3 separate regions of the Homo sapiens genome follow, and all the other regions are linked to region 1. Evidence: chromatin contacts called from ENCODE Hi-C or POLR2A ChIA-PET data. All regions are on one chromosome and are shown on one strand. Each heading gives the region's core, a stretch centred on a gene start or an enhancer-like site at or near the end of the contact. The rest is flanking DNA. Distances are from core to core; before and after follow the strand shown.

Region 1 (4,909 bases), core at 1,644-4,143:
GGTGGGAGGATCGCTTGAGTCCAGGAGTTTGAGGCTGCAATGAGCTATGATCATGCCAATGTACTCCAGCCTGGGTGATAGAGCGAGACCCTGTTTCTAGAAAATAAATAAGTTTTGTTTGTTCATTTGTTTGTGATGAAGTCTTGCTCTGTTGCCCAGGCTGGAGTGCAGTGGCAGGATCTCGGCTCACAGTAACCTCTTCCTCCTGGGTTCAAGCGATTTCTCCTGCCTCAGCCTCTGTAGTAACTGAGATTACAGGCGTGCGCCACCACACCTGGCTAATTTTTGTATTTTTAGTAGAGACGAGGTTTCGCCATGTTGTCCAGACTGGTCTTGAACTCCTGACCTCAAATGATCTGCCCACCTCGGCCTCCCAAAGTGCTGGGATTACAGGCGTAAGCCACCGTGCCTGGATGATAAGTAAATATTTTTTTACATTAAAAAAATGCCTAAACCTGGATTTTTAGCACGTTGCAGGGGGCTCCCACCCAAGCCCAAGTTCTCAGAAGCTGGGAAAGGAATAATGCATCTCGGGGTGGAATGTTTGATGACCCCCAGCAGAGTGCCATCTCAAGAGCAGGGGTCTAGAGCCAAGGCTCAGGGTTCTAATCCTGCCTCTGCCTGGAAAACCACTTCGCCTATATGAGCCTCAGTTTCCCCATCTGTAAAACAGTGTTGGTACCCATGTCTTGGGGTTTGGGGTTAGTAAATGAATCTGTGGGAAGCCGAGTCAGGCCTATCGGTGTCTGTAGGTGGTGGAGCCTCTTCCCTCTGACAGGGATGGAAATTATAGAGATAAAATCAAAGAGAGGCCGGGTGCGGTGGCTCACGCCTGTAATCCCAGCACTTTGGGAGGCCAAGACAGGCAGATCACTTGAGGTCAGGGGTTCAAGATCACCCTGGCCAACATGGCGAAACCCCGTCTCTACTAAAGATACAAAAATTAGCCCAGTGTGGTGGTGTGTATCTGTAATCCCAGCTACTTTGGAGGCTGAAGCAGTAGAATTGCTTGAACATGGGAGGTAGAGGTTGCAGTGAGCAGGGATCGTGCCACTGCACCCCAGCCTGGGTGACAGAGTGAGACTCTGTCTCAAAACAAACAAACAAACAAACAAAGAGAGAGATGGAAGGTCAGGTTGCATCAGGAGGAAGCTGGCAATCTCTGTGACTCAGGGAGGTGCGGGGGCTCCCTCCTGGACCCTGGTCACCTCTGAACGTTCCACTGGTTTCTTCCAGTTTCTCCTTTACTGAGATCCCTCTGTCCCCAGAGTCTCAGTTTCCTCCCTTGTGAGATGGGCTCACACTGGTGCCCCTGAATCTTCTTCCTCCACCCATCCACCATCAAAATTGCTCCCACATCCGATCCCTTCTCATGAAGGTCCCTTCTCCCTGGTCCAGACTATCATTGCTCCTTAGGACCAGCAGTGGCACCCCTCTGTGGTCTCCTCGCTTCTCCCTTTATCCCCCACAGATACCCCCACCCTGGTATCCTGAGTCCGGCTTGTCCTTCTTCTGTCTAGAAGCCTCTGTGGCTCCCACCTTCCTCAGAGTAAAAGCCAAAGTTCTCCCCCCAGACCTCAAGGCCCTGCTTGGTCTCACGGCACCATCGCCTCTTCCCTCCCCACCCTGCTTAATCGACTTAGGCCACCTCAGCCTCCTCCAAGCTCCTCCGGTGAGTCAGACAGGCTCCTGCCTCGGGGCCTGTCTAAAGGCTGTGCTTTCCCGGGGACCATCTTCCCAGAGACGCCCATATGTCTCCCCTACCTCCTTTGGGTCTCAGTTCAATTGTCATCGTCACCCACACTCTCTCTCCCTCCTCTGCCATCAGGAATTTGTATCTCTGCCAGGCGCGGTGACTCATGCCTATAATCCCAGCACTTTGGGAGGCTGAGGTGAGCGAATCACTTGAGGTCAGGAGTTCAAGACCAGCCTGGCCAACATGGTGAAATCTCATCTCTGCTGAAAAATACAAAAATTAACTGTGTGGTGGTGGGAGCCTGTAGTCCCAGCTACCAATCCCAGCTACTTGGGAGGCTGAGGCGGGAGAATCACCTGAGCCTGGGAGGTGGAGGTTGCAGTGAGCTGAGATTGTGCCACACTGCACTCCAGCTTGGGCAACAGAATGAGACTCCGTCTAAAAAAAAAAAAAGAAAGAAAAAAAAAAGAATTTGTATCTCATTCATGGTGGTGTCGCTGGCTCCTGTACACAGCCGGGGCTTAATGAGTGTGCTCACAGATAATAATCTTATGCTGATAAAAAGAAATGTTTCCCCAGATGCCTGCTGTGCTTTAGGCCCTGGGCTGTGGTCTGGGGACACAGCCGGGGACAACTGAGAGCAATCTTGCCCTTGTAGGACTCATGGTCTGGGGACAAAGGTGGGACCCAGAGGACATTATGCACCTGAAGCGATGCATCTGTAATGTGGAATCAGGTGTTGAAAAGTGTGATGAATAAAGTAGAATACATGACCAGATGCAGCAGAGGGAGGGTGTTTCCTGATCAGGCAGTCCTGGAGGGCTTCCTGGAATAGGCGACATTTGGGGCCAAGGCCTGAATGAAGAGAGGGACATGCCCCTTTGCAGCAGCTCTGGTGGCCATGTGTTTCTCACTAGTTCACAGATAAGGAAACTGAGGCTCAGAGAGGTGAAGTCACTTGTCCAGCATCCCCAAATCCAAACTCCCCAGCCAGGAGCCTGCAATCCCCTTTCCCCATGGTGCCCAGTTGCAGATGGGCAAACCAAAGTCCAGAGCAGCGCCTCCACACCCCAAGGTCTCCCAGGAAGCTACTCGGCCCTCCTCCACCCTCCTTCTCCTCCCCCGCGCAGCTTTACTGGGGGACTTTCTCACAGGGAGGAAAAACAGCGACAGCTGGTTTCACAAGTAGGTGGCCCAAGCCGCAGACCGGTTTCGGTTTGCAAACAACTTCTGGCTCTGACTGCCTGCTGCTGGGCTGAGCAAACCCAGAGGTAAGAGCCCCGTATCAATCCATAAGAGGAAATGGGCACCAATCTGTCAGCTCAGGGTCTGGCTCATGGGCAGCAGGGCCAGGAGATGGGGGTGCACTGAACCCTCATCTCCACTTAGTCTTTTTTTTTTTTTTTTTTGAGAAGAGTCTTGCTCTGTCGCTCAGGCTGGAGTACAGTGGCGCGATCTCAGCTCACTGCAACCTCTGCCTCCCAGGTTCAAACTCACTGCAGCCTCAGCCTCCAAAGTAGCTAGGACTACAGGCACACGCCACCACGCTTGGCTAATTTTTGTATTTTTAGTAGAGACAGGGTTTCACCATGTTGCCCAGGCTGGTCTCAAATTCCTTACCTCAAGTGATCTGCCTGCCTCAGCCTCCCAAAGTGCCAGGATTACAGACATGAACCACTGCGCCCAGCCTCCACTTATTTTTTATTTTATTTTATTTTTTTTGAAACAATCTCACTCCATCACCCAGGCCGGAGTGCAGTGGCGTGATCTCGGCTCACTGCAACCTCCGCCTCCCAGGGTTCAAGCAATTCTCCTGCCTCAGCCTCCTGAGTAGCTGGGATTACAGGCATGCGCCACTACGCCCAGCTAATTTTTGTATTTTTGGTAGAGATGGGGTTTTGCCATGTTGGCCAGGCTGGTCTCGAACCCCTGACCTCAGCTGAACCGCTCTCCTCGGCCTCCAAAAGTGCTGGGATTATAGGCATCAGCCACAGCACCTGGCCCTTCACTTAGTCTTAATCACTCATCCAATCAACAATCAATGCTTATTTTATGCTTTGCTGTATTCCTGCATTTTATTATTCTCCCAGTACACTGGTACTAAGTGTTTAGTGTGTACCAGGTATTAGCTCATTTAAACATCTCAAACCACTGGAAAGAATCAACCCAGGCAATTATCTTGATTTCAGACTTCTCTCCAAAACTGGGAGAGAATAAATTTCTGTTGTCTGGAGCCCCCCAGGTTGTGCAAATTTGTTACATTAGCCCCAGGAAACTTACACAGCCCCCTCTCCAACCCCAAGTAAAAACTCACCTGTCCTCCTGCAGGTCCTCCAGGTCTGAGAGGGTAGTGCTTACCTCCGGCACTCTGGCCAGGAGCAGGAAGGTATTTCTCTTTGCGGATTTCTGGAGCATGTGGGTTGTGGACTCAGAGACACTTGGAAACTCCAGAGGTTTTTCCCAAGTGTCAGCAGCATGCACCCTCCCACAGCCATTTGTGAGTTTCTCATGAATACATCTTGGGGAATCACTTGGTATTGGTGGATTTTGTAGCTTTTGCCAATCAAATGGCATCTACCTGGTGTTTTAATTTGCATCTTCCTGATCCTCAGTAAATGTTGATCATCTCTTTGCCACTTGTGCTTCCTCCTTCGTGAATTCCTACTCTGTGTTCTTTGTGGTGTTCATTATAGGAATTCTTTATATATGTTTGACAGTATTCCTCCATCCATTGAGTATATTGCACATATCTTCCCCTAATTTGTAACTTGTCTTTTTGTTTTGTTTTGAGACTGAGTCTCACTCTGTCACCCAGGCTGGAGTGCAGTGGCATGATCTCAGCTTACTGCAATCTCCGCTTCCCGGGTTCAAGTGATTCTCTTTCCTCAGCCACCTGAGTAGTTGGGATTACAGGTGCCTGCCATCATGCCTGGCTAATTTTTGTATTTTTAGTAGAGATGGGGTTTCACCATGTCGGCCAGGCTGGTCCCGAACTCCTGACCTCAGGTGATTCACCCACCTCAGCCTCCCAAAGCGCTGGGATTATAGACGTGAGCCACCGTGCCTGGATGGCATTATAGGAATTATTTATGTAGGTTTGATAGTATTCCTCCATCTGTTGAGTATATTGCAAATACCTTCCCCTAATTTGTAACTAGTCTTTTTGTTTTGTTTTGAGGTGAAAACTCCCTCTGTGGTCCGGCTGGAGTGCAG
Region 2 (4,909 bases), core at 1,083-3,582, 180 kb before region 1:
GGTAGGAGCCAGGCTGTGAATGCTGAGTCCTGGCTCTGTGGCCACCCCTTGCTGTGACTCTTTCTCCATCCGAACAGCTATTAATTAACACCTTCCTGTTAGAACTGTTAATAAAATATTTAAAATTAAATATATGGATGAAACATTAATAGTAAACCTATTGATAAAATATTAATGTGAGACTCGCCCCTGGGACTACAGAGGGGATGAAATGAGTTAACGCATCCAGTGCGGGAGGACCCAGGCTGGGAAGAACACTACCTGTCCGGGTTCAAATGACCCCAGTCTTGCACCTTATGGCTGTGTGTCCTTAGGCAAATGACTGTGCCTTTCTGTGCCTCAGTAGCCCCATCCTCGAAATGGGAATAGTAGTCCACACTTTGTAGGTTTCGTCTGAAAATCCAATGACTTTTCCCTTCACTGCTGTTGGCTGAGTGCTGCATGTTTTTGAAGCACTCAGTTTACATAATTTTGTTTAGTCTTAGCCTCCTATTTTATGTCTGTGATTTTGGGGGAGGGGCTGAATCTCTGTGCCTCGGTTTCTCCTTGGGGACATGTAACTATTGTCACTTCTCTCACAGTGGCGGGGAGGTGGTGTCAAGACTGCTGAGACCTTGGCTCCAGTGTCCCCACAAGGCCAATCCTAGCAGCATGTGTCCCCTAGGGATGGCTATAATTAGGTCTGGCCCCAGCAGACAACGATGGTATTTTTGTCTTGGGGACAGCGAGGTCTGGTTCCCGCCAGGTGTCTGGTTGCAAGACTGCGGGGGTTAGGGGGGCTTCCTGGCCAGATACCTGAGGCTCTCTGTTTTTCTGGGCTGTGTGACTCCTCCTCTGAGCCTCTGTTTTCTCATCTGTAGAATGGGGAGACTCTCATGTATCTGGCCTTAGCATGGTTGCCTCAGGATCTCCTGTGGGATCCCTGATCAATGGGCTTCTCCAGGACTGCCAGAAACATGGGTACCATGTCTGGGGACACCAAGACTGAGGCAGCCGCCCCGGGGGGAAGGCCCAGGCTGAGAGACAGAGGTCATTCCACAGCAAGGGGCACGGTCAGGCCTCAGTTGCTGGGAGGTCCCCTGGGCCTCTGCCTGTGACATGGCTGTTTCTAGGTCCCTCCTCCTTGTGTGACACATGCTAAGCCTTGGTTTCCTTTTCTGTAAAGTGGAACAAGGCCAGCCTGACTCCAGCATTCTGAGGGTAGAGCACCTGGTACAGACTCTGGGAATCCTCCCAGACACCAGAGGCCCCCCCCAGTCCTGGGACAGTGAGGTCCCTCTGATGGCAGGGGTGGGCGGCTGAGGTTTCGCAGGACAGAAGACTTGGCAGAGGTGATGTGCGGATGTTTGTCTAGGAGGAGACAGCAGGAGAGGTGAAGGCATCCAGAGACAGGGCCTGGGGAATGTCAGAGCAGGTGGGGGATCACGTGGGGAGTTGCGTGGAGGGGTGCTGGGAGAGGGGGCCCTGAGTTTGGGTCTCGCTTTCTGCAACAAAGACCCATGCCCGTGACCGCGTCCATGGAAGCCTCAGTTTCCCCACTTGGCAAAGGATTAAGGGTTTGTAGTTTCTGGTGCGCTGTTTGATGGCACTAGGCCTCAGTTTCTCCATCTGGAAAATGGGCAGAGGAGGATTAGAAACATTGCGTGGGATCGGACATTGGCAAACTCTATACCTCGGTGATGCCCTCAATAATGGAAGGCAAGACAGCTGTTTCTCTGGGCACCTTGCTTTCTGACTCCCTCATTCTACACTTTTTAGCAGTTATTGGCCCAGCAAGCTGCACTAACCAGGGACGTGCCGAGGAAGGCTGAGTAAGATCCAGGCTCTGAGATCTTAGGGGCAGCCCTCTAAAGAAGTACAGTTGGGCCTGGCGCAATGGCTCACACCTATAATCCCAGCACTTTGCGAGGCTGAGGCAGGAGGATCACTTGAGTCTGGGAGTTCGAGATCAGCCTGGGCAACATAAAGAGACACCCCCATCTCTCCAGAAAATACATTAGCCCGGGCGTGGTGGTGTGCATCTGTAGTCCCAGCTACTTGGGAGGCTGAGGTAGGAGGATCCCTTGAGCCCAGGAAGTTGAGGCTGCAATGAGCTAGGACTGTGCCACTGCACTCCAGCCTGGGCAACACAGCGAGATCGTCTCAAAAAAAAAAAAAAAAAAAAGGAGCAGAGAGTTGCGTCTGACTCTGTGCCTCAGTTTCCCCGTTTGTCCCGGGGGTCGTCAGGGAGCCGCCGGCCTCGAGGCGGGGCCGATGCGCCCTTTGCCCCCTCCCCGCTGGGCCCCGCCCCCGCAGCTGTCCAGAAAAGGTCCCGCGCAGCCGGCGCTCGGTCCAGCCTCCACGCAGTCCTGGCGATGCAGGGCCCCCCCGCGCCCGCCCCGGTCCCCGGGCCCGGCTCCCCTCGGGGATCCCCGCGCGGCTCCCCCGGGCTCTTCAGGAAGCTTTTGGTGAATCAGAGCATCCGCCTGCAGCGGCGCTTCACGGTGGCCCATCCGCTGTGGTGAGGCTGGACAGAGGGCCTGGCGGGGTCACCGGGACGCCCGGTGTGGAGGTGGGAAGGGCAGGGACAGGGACAAGGCCAGGGACAGCTGGGGCCGGGGCCGGAGTCCGGGCTTGGACGCTCTGCCTCTCCCTCGCTTTCTCTGTATCTCTCTCCCTCTACCCTACCTTACCCTACTTTTGTCTCGCAGTTGGTGACTCTGTCTCTCTCTGTCTCCGTCTGTCTCCACCCGCCGCCTGGATATAGGCCCAGGGGACCAGCCGTCTGTCTCCTTCCAGCTGTGAGGCCCAGAGTGGGACGGGCTGAGGCTCACGTCTCCTCCTGACCCTCGCCGGCCTGGGGCAGGCAGGCTGTGCGTCCTGGCAGTGGGAGGAGGGGGAAGGGGCACTCCTTCCCTTGGTGCCCCCTCCCACCAGCATCCTGTCCCAGTGCCAGCAAAGAGATGCCCTGGGGGCCTCACAATGAACTCTGGGTGTCCACGGAGGAAGACCTGAATTGAGGGGGTTTTCGAGGCAGGGCGTTCGGGAGTCCCAGGCTGAGCGCGCGCCTGCGCCCGGCAGCTGCTTGCGCTGCATCCTCTAAGCACTCGGTCCACCCCTCTGGGTTCGAATCCCTGCCTTTCCAGAAACGACTGTGACCTCGTGGGGAGGGATGGGGGCAAGGCTGGGGTTCGGAGTGGGGCTTGTGGGCGCCGACTGTGGCTGGCATCCTGCGCTTGGTCCGCGCCGAATTGGCACCCACTTGGTAAGTCTGGCACCCAAAGGCTGAGAGGGGAGGTCCCTCTCCAAGGTCATAGCTGGGGTTGGAGGGAGAAGGTATGACCGTGGTTCCTGGTGGTTCCATTTCAACCAGGGAGTGGGAGAGTGGGGGTTCCGTGTCCTGGAGAGCGACCTCGGGGCACCAAACACTAGCGAAGCACATTCCCTTTTGAAGGCGCTAGAGACAGCGCAGGGACGTCGAGGGCGCGTCGCGGGTACTCAGAAGTGAGGATGAACGAGGGCCGGCCCCGCGCAGGCCAGACCCGAACCCAAGTCCGAGCCTCCCTGGCTCAGTTTACCCCCCTGGCCAATGGGCAGCCGCGCCGTTCCCACAGCCGGGGGGCTCTACCCCCGCACCGCCCGCGTCATGGAACCACAGCCTGACCCCGCCGCTCCCGGCTAAGTTTAGAGCAGAAAGAAAAACAGCCTCCCCCGCCCCAAGAAAACCCGGGCCCAGTCCTTAACCCTCCGCGCCCGGGATCCGGATTTGCACGCCCTGTGGCCGCTCCTGGCCTCAGTTTCCCTATTTGTCCACAGACGCGCTTTTCTGGAACCCTTGGGGAGAGCCGAGAGAGGGGTAGGGGGTCGCGATCCGCATGCCTCCCCCTCGAGGGGCAGATCTGGGTTATCCGCCGCCTCCAGTCCGCCCCTAAGAGCGTCTCCCATTGCACCACAGCGCCCACGGCGCACCCCAGACGGGCCAGGGAAGGGTTAAGAAGCCCCGCCCCTTCGGCTGGCCGTGGGGTTCATCCCGGTGCTGCTAAACCCGCTGGAGTCGGACGGAACAGGCCGAGCGCGGCCGGTCTTAGTCGGAGATGCCCGAACTAGCCCTCATGTAGCCGGACGTGACCGAACATGCCCGACCCGGCCCGAGCGTCACCCGGACTTGTTCGAAGCAGACCGAGCGTAACCGGACTTAGGCGAACAAGCTCGAACTTATCCGAAGTCTCCCGAGCTCAATCGGACGTAGCCGAATTCTCCCGAACTCATCGAACAAACTCTTCGTGACCAAGTCCAATTCGACGTGATCAGACCCAACTCAGACCCGGTCATACTTGGACCGAATGCTGCCAAATCCCCCACCTCTACCCAGATCTGAGCCTACGCGGGGTGCCGACCCAGCTCGTGGACGGGGATACGGTGACCTTTGACCCAAAAGTCTTGGCCGGGACCAGCCGGACACTGGCCCTCGGCCGGGAGCTCCGAGTCTCAGGCGGTCCCGGTTGTCTTCCTGTCGGTGCCGCTTCCGCCTGCCCTTCTTGAAAACCCACCCCCAGGTCACCGCCTTCTCTAGCGCCCCAGTTCTTGCCCTACGCCCTTTCTCTGACCTCTGACCCCAAAGAGGAGGAGCCAGAGGGAAAGACAGGGTTTGAGGGTAGAACGGGACAGGTAGTGTGGAGAGGGAGGAGGGTGGGCCGGGCAGAAAGCACGGCCTGTGCAAAGACCCGGAGGTGGAAGATAACAGGCGGAACGTTCAGGCTGAAGATGAAGTGGAGGAGTGGGGGAGCCTAGGGCAGGACCCGGCTAGCTGGGGGCGTGGTCGGCGGCCGTGGGGCGGAGCCTTATGGGCTGAGGGTGGAGCCTGGAACGCTGGGGGCGTGGCAGGTAGCCAAGGGTGTGAGCAAGTTGGCTAGGAGTGGGGTCTCTCTAG
Region 3 (4,909 bases), core at 812-3,311, 150 kb before region 1:
CCACGGCGCTCAGCCACGGCTGGGTCTTAACTGCTAGTGAGGAGCTCTCCGCCAGCCCACTGTTGGGTGTGGGTTGTCAGGAGCACAGGAGACTCCCACCCTCCAGGGTGGCTGGCTACACTGCCACTTGGAGCTCACACGTGTAGCCCCCTGGGGAGTCCCCTGGGTGCCTGGTATGCCCTCCACACTCACCCGGTACTTCAAGTAGGACAGGTACGTGTCCCAGCCCAGCGTCAGGCCGTTGATGTAGGTGACTCGAAATTGGGGGGGCACGAAGAGGAAGTTCACGAACTGCGCAGCAGGCCACACGCACCAGTCTGCCTGCGGGGAGAGGCGGGGGATGAGGGGCGGGGCCAGAGCTGGGCGGGGGCGGAGCGGCCATCAGGGGGCGGGGCCGGACATGTGCAAGGGGCGGGTGCTCCCACCTTGTAGAATTCCCAGAACTTCTCCCGCAGCTCCTGGCAGCTCTCACCCACTGTCTGACCCTCCAGGCAGCCAAGGCCTGGGAAGCAAACCAAGAAATGAGAGTGTTAGAGGCCAGGAAGTACTGTTGAGACGACAAGATGGGCTGACGATGGAGGGGGCGGGGTTGGGCCCCTGAGAGCCCACGCCGCCCACCCCGGGCAGAGGGACAGGGACTTTCAGATGGGATGGACAGAGAATTAGGGTAGCTGGTGTAGAGACAAAACAGAGCAAGTCAGTCCCAGTGAGAGAAAGAGAGGTTATAAACATATAAACACGTGCCCCAATGGAGACACCCTGAAGTTGAGGGAGTTGTGTTACTTTTCCATCACAGACCAGGAAGCCGGGCTGGGAGGTGGAGAATGAGAGACTCCTCTATTAATACCGCTGTCTTTACCGAGCCTAGGGCTGGCACGGTTGCACCCCATTAAGTCTAGCCTCAATTTCTCTTCCTTCAGGCCTCAGAGCCTTTGCATTAGCTGTTCCCTCTGCCCGCTGGTTCCCTCTTCATGTCTCAACTGAGTGTGGTCCCCTTCTTTGGGAAATGCTCTCAACCTCCCGCCCAGGGCAGCCCCAACAGATACAGTCCTCGTCCCTCCTACACTCGCCAGCGTTCACATCGGCCGAGTCCGTCCTGTCCCCGCTGTGACCTGGCTCCTAGTCCAGGGCGACCCAAACAGGGGGCAAATTGGAAATGCACCTCTGCATCCTTCTTAACACAAAGCTGGCTCCACCCCTCCCGACCTATGAGAGGCAAAGCCTAGGCTTAGGAGGCTCCTTACCCAAGAAGTACCAGACGCCCAGCAATGGAGAGGCTACCAGCTGATCCACGAGGACCTTCTTGAGGACATTTGGGAAGCCTCGGAGGCCAGACGCAGGGAATAGGCGGTCCAGCGACAAGTACCAGTAGTGCAGGAAGGGACCCATGCTGCAGCCCACCGCAAACATGCTCGCTATAAGAGTGTAAGTCAGGGGGCTGGGTCGGGCCGGCAAGTTCCTCAGTCCATTCCCTCTCTCCCTCCCTGGCTAAGGCCTGGGTAAGCCCAATGCCATCCCGGAGCCTCAGCCTCACCGGGAAAACCGGAAGAGCCCACCCGTGCATTCTTCCACTACAAGCCCCACCAGGAGGCGCGGCTCCAGAGGCTCCTGGGTAGTGGGCAGAGACCTCCGGGGGTTGGGAGGTGATGGAGACCCAGAGCTGCGGGGAGACAGACACCCGGGGAGAGGCGCGGTCAGGGCAAGGGTCCTGCGGGGGACTGAGGCCACGGGTCAGGGGTCACGGCCCGCAGTCGGGTGTCGGGATCAAAGGTCGCCCGGGGTGAAGGACTAAGCAGCGTGGCGTCCTCACCGGAGCGCCGTGGGTCGAAAACCTGGCCGGGCCGGGCGCGGATCTCCCAGGACTGGCGCACGCCATCACCGGCCGCCATGAGCGCGCCGCAGCCCAGCGTGTTAGTGACGAGCAGCGCGCGGCCCTGGAATAGAAGCTGCCCCGCGGATAACAGGCGGCGTAGCCGGCGCCAGCCACCCCGCGCCATCGCCCTCAGGAACCAAGGAACCGGCGCGCCGCTCTGCTTTCGCCGCGCCGACCAGTCGCGAGTCACTGTCGATCCCAAATTGCCCGCCCCTCCGGCTCCCCGGCCAATCGCATAAGGATCTTCAGTCCGCAGGTCCGCCCCGAGCCGCGACGCGTTCACCAATCGCAGGCAGCCTCGGGGAGCCACATTGCCCGGCCCGAAGAGTATTGACCAATAAAAGGCAGGCGTTCTATCCCAAGGTCGAGCCCCCAACGACCTCCCGAGCTTCACGGACCAATCGGAAAAAAGAATTGCGTTACGTCCCGCATGCCGATTGGTAACGTTGCACTCTTGTTTCCCCGCCCCTTTCTGTGCCAGCCTATGGGAAACCGTCGCAGCCCCGTCCTACCGACACGCCCAGGACGGCACTGGCCAGTCGCAGACCGGCGTCACGCTGGCAAATCAGTGACCGTCGTCCCGCCTCCCGCGTTAGGGTTGGTCAATCTTAGGCAGTTACAACGCCTTCTGGCCTGGTTGCCCTACGTATTTCCAGATTCTCCTGGACTTAACCAGAAGGGATGTGATCTGTGGCCAGAAACAATTATATCCTAATTATACCGTTCCCGTAGGGAACAATTATTTTTTTTCTTTTTTTGAAATGGAGTCTCGCTCTGTCACCCAGGCTGGAGTGCGGTGGCGCGATCTCGGCTCACCGCAACCTCTCCCTCCCGGGTTCAAGCGATTCTCGTGTCGCAGCCTCCCAAACAGCTGGGATTACAGGCACGGGCCACCACGCCCAACTAATTTTGTATTTTTGGTCTAGACAGGGGTTTTGCCATGTTAGCCAGGCTGGTCTCGAACTCCTGACCTCAAGAGATCCACCCGCCTTGGCCTCCCAAGGTGCTGGGATGATGATAGGCGTGAACCACCGTAACTGGCTTAAAAAATGATTTTCAATGGAAATCCCTATGCATTCTCTACTAGAGTCGCAAACTACTGCCTGTGGGCTGTTAACTGTTGAAGGTGTGCAGGTTCTTGGCATCTTGAACAAAGAATTGGACAAAGTGCACAAACAAAGCAAGGAAAGAATGAAGCTTAACAAAAGCAGAGATTTATTGAAAACGAAAGTACACTCCGCAGGGTGGGAGCCAGTGGAGCATACGGACTCAAGAGACCTGTTTAAGAATTTTCTGGGGTTTAAATGCCCTCTAGAGGTTTTCACTGGTTACTTAATGTACGTCCTATGTAAATGAAGAGGATGAAGTAAAGTTACAAAGTCATTTACTGGATGTATGCCCTCTTTAAATGGAGAAGATATTTCCTGTCATAGCTGAATTGTTTCCATTTGATTTGGCCTTATGTTCCCTGCCTCCAGACCTATTCTCCTGCCTCAGGGCCAAATCCTGTCCCTGCCTGTTTTGTGCTGCTCATGATGAGCTAAAGGTGTTTCTTACATTTTTTAAATGGTCAGTCAAGAAGGTGGGGATTGGCCAGGCGCAGTGGCTCACGCCTGTAATCCCAAACAGTTTGGGAGGCGGAGGCAGCTGGATCACCTGAGGTCAGGAATTCAAAACCAGCCTGGCCAACATGGTAAAACCCCATCTCTATTAAAAATACAGAAATTAGCCAGGGGCGTGGTGGTGGGCGCCTGTAATCCCAGCCACTCGGGAGGCTGAGGCAGGGTAATCTCTTGAACCCGAGAGGTGGAGGTTGCAGTGAACCGAGATAGCTCCAGTCTGGGCCACAGAGCGAGACTGTCTCAAAAAAAAAAAAAAAAAAAAAAAAAAAAGGCTGTGCCTAGGGCCGTGGTCACTCACGTTTGGCTCAGAATTAACCTCTTTAAATATTTTACGGAGTTTCTTTTTTTTTTTTGAGAGAGTCTCGCTCTGTGGCCCAGGCTAGAGTGCAGTGGCGCGATCTTGGCTCACTGCAAGCTCCACCTCCCGGGTTCACGCCATTTTCCCGCCTCAGCCTGGCGAGTAGCTGGGACTACAGGTTCCCGCCACCAAACCCGGCTAATTTTTTATATTTTTAGTAGAGACAGGGTTTCACCGTGTTAGCCAGGATGGTCTCGATCTCCTGACCTCATGATCCGCCCGCCTCGGCCTCCCAAAGTGCTGGGATTACAGGCGTGAGCCACCGCGCCCGGCCCATATTTTACAGAGTTTCACTCTTTTTGTCAACAAATGGCATGATTGTGTTTCAATAAAGTTTTACTTATGGACACAAATTTGCATTTCATATAATTTTCAGGTCATAGAATAAGCCAAACGTCATTGAAACACAATCATGCCATTTGTTGGCCTGTAAAAAGTAAAACTGAAATATGGCTTTTTTTTTTTTTTGAGACGGAGTCTTACTCTGTTGCCCAGGCTGGAGTGCAGTGGCACAATATCAGCTCACAGCAACATTTGCCTTCCAGGTTCAAGCGATTCTCCTGCCTCAGCCTCATGAGTAGCTGGGATTACAGGCACCCGCCGCCATGCCTAGCTATTTTTTGTAGTTTTGTAGAGACGGGGTTTCACCATGTTACTCAGGCTGGTCTTGAACCCCTGATCTCAAATCCACCTGCCTCGGCCTCCCAAAGTGCTGGGATTACAAGAGTGAGCCACCATGCCCAGCCTACAATATGGGTTTTTACAACAAAAATTTGCCCAGTCAGAGGACACCCTTCATGGTTTTCTGATTTTTTTTTTGAGATAGAGCCTTCTTCCTTCCTTCCCCCAATTTAAAACTTTTATTTAAAGAAAGGTTTTGTTTTTTTTTCCTCTTTAGTAGAGACAGGGTCTCACTATGTTGCCCAGGCTAGCCTTGAACTGTACTGAAGCAATCCGCCCACTTTTGCATCCAAAAGTGCTGGAATTACAGGCATGAGTTACTGAGAATAGATAAAATGACATGTCCCCCTGGGCAATAGGAGAACAGTGAGTTTC

What was found. Hi-C counts contacts between places; a loop is a spot of excess contacts on that map. ChIA-PET counts read pairs that join two places held with the same protein, here RNA polymerase II (POLR2A). Pooled maps may share reads with other maps.
Region 2: a loop to region 1 is called in a pooled map, with 3 times the contacts of the local background. The contact joins the promoter of PDE4C here to the enhancer-like site in region 1. A Hi-C loop is called at or near these places in 2 of 50 pooled maps. POLR2A ChIA-PET finds 5 or more read pairs at or near these places in 4 of 52 experiments (GM12878, H1, activated B cell and 1 more).
Region 3: a pooled map shows a loop between it and region 1 (5-fold over the local background). The contact joins the promoter of MPV17L2 here to the enhancer-like site in region 1. A Hi-C loop is called at or near these places in 7 of 50 pooled maps. POLR2A ChIA-PET finds 5 or more read pairs at or near these places in 8 of 52 experiments (B cell, CD4-positive, alpha-beta memory T cell, GM10248 and 5 more).

Annotation. Positions count from the first base shown.
Region 1 is chr19:18,043,140-18,048,048 of GRCh38, reverse strand. No RefSeq gene overlaps it. Among named protein-coding and RNA genes, the nearest start is that of ARRDC2, 37 kb to the right of the region's middle. Within about 2 kb of position 2,893, at least 35 of the 41 ENCODE cell types and tissues checked have a DNase peak (open chromatin) inside an H3K27ac peak, as active enhancers do; they include B cell and PC-3, where a contact is called at or near this core.
Region 2 is chr19:18,223,861-18,228,769 of GRCh38, reverse strand. PDE4C (phosphodiesterase 4C) reads left to right here and starts at 2,332. Exons shown (of 15, transcript NM_001098818.4): 1 at 2,332-2,500. The coding sequence starts at 2,355. RefSeq lists silencers at 2,389-2,448, 4,835-4,904 and an enhancer at 3,985-4,224.
Region 3 is chr19:18,190,370-18,195,278 of GRCh38, reverse strand. It overlaps MPV17L2 (MPV17 mitochondrial inner membrane protein like 2), which reads right to left and starts at 2,061. Exons shown (of 5, transcript NM_032683.3): 1 at 1,811-2,061; 2 at 1,245-1,415; 3 at 426-502; 4 at 193-321. The coding sequence starts at 1,997. RefSeq lists an enhancer at 1,917-1,966 and a silencer at 2,357-2,536.